Regions from separate parts of the Homo sapiens genome. Here region 2 is linked to region 1. A link is a contact called in ENCODE Hi-C or POLR2A ChIA-PET data. All regions are on one chromosome and are shown on one strand. The core of a region is the stretch at or near the end of the contact, and the rest is flanking DNA. Distances in the headings are between cores, read along the strand shown. Region 1 overlaps NFYC (nuclear transcription factor Y subunit gamma). Region 2 has its middle 13 kb from the start of CITED4.

Region 1 (2,711 bases), core at 157-2,656:
GAAACCACCTGCCCTGGCTGCCCAGCCTGCCTTTGTTGCAAGGGGAAGCTTCTTGTGGCTAACAGGCAAGTATTGCCTCTGCTCTGGAGCAAATTTCCCTCTGGCCTTCAAGAGCTAACTTCACTGCAGGACTCTTCCATGAGGAAAATGCTAATGGGATGAAGCTGCATTCCTGCACGCAGTGTTCAATCAAAATGCTTCTCTGAGACTTCCAGCCTCACAGAATTTGAACTACCGAGAAAAAACGACCTCTCAAGTTCACGGTAGACCATTCCAGAATTGCCCACTTGAGGCAAGATGGAGGGACACCCAATCTAAACCCATTAAAAATCTGGTTCAAAGGAGACAGGGCAAGAGTATTAGGACCTGCAGTCATTTCTTTCCTGAGAATATGCCAAGAGAAGCTGCTGGGAGGCTGTGGTGCCAAGCCTGAATTCCCCACCTAAATCCTATAATGCAGCTTCCTGGCAACAATGTTAAGTTGCTTGTGGGGAGGAAGGCAGCTGGGCAGAAGTTTGGAAAACCTCATCTACAGAGACTGATGGTGGCTAGTTCCAGGAGTCCCCAGAACTCCAGCCAGGGATCACAAGATGAAAAACTAAAGCCTTGTCCCAGGAGTGGGAGAAGGTATACTGACAGCTACAGGGATGTTAAAATTTTCTAGCTGGGAAGAGCTCTTTGCAGAAACCCAAATGTGACTGAAAAGCTGTGAGCCAAATGGTTCCAAGCAGCTCTTCAACAAAGCAAGAAGCTTTCCTTTTTGGCCTAGGTTAAGACATTTGGTGATGATCCGTCCCTCATTCCTCTACAGCAGGACAGGTCTGGGGACCCTCATAGCTTTTTTACATTAATTACAGAGAAAATAAGCTCTGGGTTTTTGAAAGGGAAATAAAGTTTCCTTCCTGAAGCTCATCACTATTAGGAACATTCCAATGAGCTGCCTAAAGAGTCTGGAAATGAAGACTCCTACAGAAGGTGCCTGAGCCAGTGAAGATGAAGTAGTGAATTCTGCAACAAATCTTCTGGGCTAAAGCTCTGTGCCCCAGAGAGTTAAAGTATCTGCAAGGTGGAACTCTTCTCTGTCTTAAATGAACCTGTGGTGGTGCCTTCGCTTGCAAAAATGAGAACCATTCAACAGAAATCTTGGGGTTGAGGACTGAAACAATGAAGCAAGGCAGAGCTCAGTCATCTGCAATCCTGGGTATCGTAAGCACACGTGAGAGAGGTAGAGAAAGAGACATACACACTCCACTTTCCTAAGCTTTCTCTTGGCCTATTACTATGTTAACTTCAGATGAAGAACAATTCCTAAACTGATCTCAGGATACTTTTAGAGTTATTTTCACAGAGGAAGTGGTTAACCAAGTCTACGTGAGTTTCTATACCTGCCTACGTTTCATTTATGACAAAAATGGCAAAGGGCAGGGAATAGAAGGACTGCTCTGTTTCACTCACTTTCCAGTTTTGGGGGGTCAAAATGACCAATGTAAAGACTGCAAGTGTTAAGACAAGGACACATTTTACAAAAGGAGTACAAATAAAAAAGCCAACAAATCTAAGAAATGAAATCCCTCAAGGCACACAGGAAGCAGCAGTCCACAGTAAAGGAATAGATAAGTTATATGAAAGCCAAAAATACACTTTGCTGCAGGCTCCACTGGGAACTGACTCATGAATATGCAACAAGTGTATTTATGGCCTTCCCTATACGCCTCCCTCTTATCCTCTGCTAATCAAATACAGGACTGCCTCACAGGGCCTTTGGGCCTTGGCATGGGTAGTGGTTACAATGATTTCCCTGCATAGGTAGAATGAGGGGAAATCGAGAGAAGCCGCCCAATCGTGGTGAACCTGAACCTAGATTAAAGGAAAGCAGGGAACAAACACAGTGAAGCAAGTTGTGGTCAGGAACACTGGGCATATAGGTTAAAAACAAAACAAACACACACACGCATATATATAAATAAGTACTGAGGGCTGGGCGTGATGGCTCATGCCTGTAATCCCAGCACTTTGGGAGGCCGAGGCGGGCGGATCACCTGAGGTTAGGAGTTAGAGACCAGCCTGGCCAACACTGTGAAACCCCATCTCTACTAAAAATACAAAAATCAGCCGGGCATAGTGGCACGTGCCTATAATCCCAGCTACTCGGGAGGCTGAGGCAGGAGAATCGCTTGAACCTGGGAGGCGGAAGCTGCAGTGAGCTGAGATCAAGCCACTGCACTTCATCAGTCTGAGTGACACAGCAAGACCTGTCTCCTAAAAAGAAAAAAAGGATTATGCATGCGTGTGATATATATCTCTATATATATATCAAGGTATATATATAGCTACAGATATATATATCAAGGTATATATATAGCTATAGATATACATATCAAGGTATATATAGAGACATACATATATATATCAAGGTATATATATAGCTATAGATATATATATCAAGGTATATATATAGCTATAGATATACATATCAAGGTATATATAGAGATATACATATATATATCAAGGTATATATATCTTTAAGTATTTCCTTCTATAAAGTTGTAAAGACAGACCTCAGGGCAGGACTCACCGGGATCTGCTGGATCTCTCCTGTGTTAGTGATGATCTGCTGCATCACCTGCATGGTCTGTCCAGTGCCACTCTGGGCCTGTTGGGCTTGACCCTGTGGCTGAGCCTGGACAATCTGCACCTGCTGACCTTCTCCA
Region 2 (2,711 bases), core at 88-2,587, 110 kb before region 1:
TCCTCACTTCAAAACAGAGACAATAATAGCTCTGATGGGATTGTTGTATTATGAGGATGAAGTCAGTTAACACATGTTAAGCCTTAAAACAGTGCCTGGGATAGTTTTGCTCATATGTCATCTAACGTGTGTGTTGTGATGGAGTGCCCTCCCTACTCCATTACCAGTTGATTGGTCCAAGGGGAGGCTTGACCTAAGCTGGGCCAATGAGTCTTTTCCCAGGGATTTTTAGATCTGAGATGCAGAAAACAGAATCAGTTTTTCTCCATTATCTTGAAGATGCAAGCTATAAAACTCAACCTTTTTCTCTGCACCATGAAGAAAATCAATGTGCTATGAAAGAGAGGGAAGATAACGTGCAGAAAATAGGAAAGACATGAGACAGAACAAGAGAGTCCTGGTTTCAGTTGCTCCTAAATACCAGCTCGATCCCAGCTCTTCTTAAAACGTCATTGTTTGCAACAGTATTTGCTGTGTAACAAGGACTTCAAATTGTTAGGGCTTAGGGCTTAAAGCAGGAATTGTTTATTAGCTCATGATACTATATGCTGCAGTTTGGCTGGGCTCAGCTAGGTGATTCTTCTGCTCTTATCTCCTGGGTTCATTCATGTAGTTGTAGTCAGCTGATGGCTTAGCTAGAGCTGGATGGTCCAGGGTGGCCTGAAGGTGACCCAGCACTTACTGACTGTCTGCCATGTTCCAGGTCCTATGGGAATACCAGAATAGAGAAAATTAATATTTACCAAGCTCCTACTTTGTGTTAGGCCAATGATGGAAATTTTAGTTGCATTATCTCATTTAATCCTCCTAATTGCCTGGCACATAACTCTTGTTGATATCACCCCCATTTTACAGATGAGGAAACAGGTTCCAAGAGAAATAATTTGCCTAAAATTTCAAGACCCAGAGGCACAGAGTTGGAATTCAAGCACAGGATTCCTGAGTGTCTGCAGAGCTCATGCTCTTGCACTGCACCATCCTGCCCTTCCCACACCAAAGAGTAAAACTTAGCTCTACCTATTTGCATAGTGTCTCTAAAAACAAACAAACAAACAAACAAACAAAAAAACTTGGCTCTACCCTCACGCTGCTTAAACTGTGGCCAAGTGGACTGAGTGGATCCAACATCCAACGGTGTCAGATTCAATGACATTCATTCAGTAAATATTCCCCCATACCTATTTTGTACTGGGCATCATGTTAGCTATTAAAGATGAGGAAATGACTCAGACACAGGATGCAGCAGCAGCAGCAGCAGCAATGTGGAGGAGGAAATGATTAATCCTGCCTGGTTTGGGCTCAGCATTGACTCGTTTATCAACCTGACTCTTAAGGAATGGGTGACGCTGGTGAGGAAATGCAGTTCAAAGCAAACTCCCCTTTCCACAGATGTGCAAGAAGGTCTCTGAGTTCCAGTTATGTGGCAGCAATCAGAGGTCAAGGTCATCATCTGGCCAGATGCAGTGGCTCACACCTGTAATCCCAGCACTTTGGGAGGCTGAAGCAGGAGGATTGCTTGAGGTCAGGAGTTCAAAACCAGCCTGGTCAATATAGTGAGATCCTGTATCTAAAAATAATAATAATAATTTTTAAAAGAGAGAGAGAGAAAGGAAGGAGGAAAGATGAACAGGTCCCAGCCAATTACTCCACAGAGTCAGTCTCACATTGAGGCAAGAGGACCAGCCTTTTATACCCCTTACTAGTTTCTTCCCAGGACTGTCAAGGACTAGGGTGGGGGAGATGGGAAGCTTCTATTTGGCTGAGAACAATTCTCAAAAGAAGCGGGCAGCTGTGACTGTTAGTAGTCTACATCATGGCAGCTGGGAAAGGGGATCTGGACAGGGCAGCAACAGCATCCATTCTGGGGAGTCTCGGTGTACTTACATTATAAATCACACAAACAACTTTATAGGCACAAGCCAACTCATTTTTCTCTCTTTTATGTGTTTAAATGCAATATTAGAGGGCCGAGGCAGGAAAATTGCTTGAGTTTGGGAATTTGAGATCAGCCTGGACAACATAGCAAGACCTCATCTCTATTACAAAAAAAAAGAAAAAGAAAAAGAAAGAAAAGAAAGAAAAGAAAGGAAGGAAGGAAGGAAAGAAGGAAGGAAGGAAAAAAAAAAAAGCTGGATGTGGTGGGTGGCGCATGCCTGTAGTCCCAGGTACTCCAGAGGCTGAGGCAGGAGGATGGCTTGAGCCCAGAAGTTCAAGGCTGCAACTTGTGCCATTGGCATATGATTTTTCCACTTGGCATATGACTGTGCCATTACTCCAGCCTGGGTGACAGAGCAAGACCCTGTCTCAAAAAAAAAAAAAAAAAGCAATATTAAATTATACACTTTGTATATAGTGTAAATATATGCATTTTCCATATACTGCATATTACCATGTAGCATATATAAAAACATACCTATTACTATAAGGATTGAATTCACAAAAATGTAATAAGCTCCTTACTGAATTTTTTTTTTTTGAGACGGACTCTTGCTCTGTCACCCAGTGGCATGATCTTGGCTCACTGCAGCCTCCACCTCCTGGGTTCAAGCAATTCTCCTGCCTCAGCCTCCCAAGTAGCTGGGACTACAGGCACATGCCACTACACCTGGCTATTTTTTTTTTTTTTAATTTTTAGTAGAAATGGGGTTTCTCCATGTTGGCCTGGCTGGTCACCAACTCCTGACCTCAAGTGATCCACCCACCTCAGCCTC

What was found. A loop is a pair of places that touch in the nucleus more often than their neighbours do. ChIA-PET counts read pairs that join two places held with the same protein, here RNA polymerase II (POLR2A). Pooled maps may share reads with other maps.
Region 2: a pooled map shows a loop between it and region 1 (4-fold over the local background). The contact joins two enhancer-like sites. A Hi-C loop is called at or near these places in 2 of 50 pooled maps. POLR2A ChIA-PET finds 5 or more read pairs at or near these places in 13 of 52 experiments (CD4-positive, alpha-beta T cell, CD4-positive, alpha-beta memory T cell, Caco-2 and 9 more).

Annotation. Positions count from the first base shown.
Region 1 is chr1:40,762,911-40,765,621 of GRCh38, reverse strand. NFYC (nuclear transcription factor Y subunit gamma) reads right to left here. Exons shown (of 10, transcript NM_014223.5): 7 at 2,576-2,711. Among named protein-coding and RNA genes, the nearest start is that of MIR30C1, 7.0 kb to the right of the region's middle. RefSeq lists enhancers at 1,109-1,208, 1,309-1,358. Within about 2 kb of position 1,406, at least 3 of the 41 ENCODE cell types and tissues checked have a DNase peak (open chromatin) inside an H3K27ac peak, as active enhancers do.
Region 2 is chr1:40,874,462-40,877,172 of GRCh38, reverse strand. No RefSeq gene overlaps it. Among named protein-coding and RNA genes, the nearest start is that of CITED4, 13 kb to the right of the region's middle. RefSeq lists a silencer at 531-702 and an enhancer at 651-1,850. Within about 2 kb of position 1,337, at least 6 of the 41 ENCODE cell types and tissues checked have a DNase peak (open chromatin) inside an H3K27ac peak, as active enhancers do.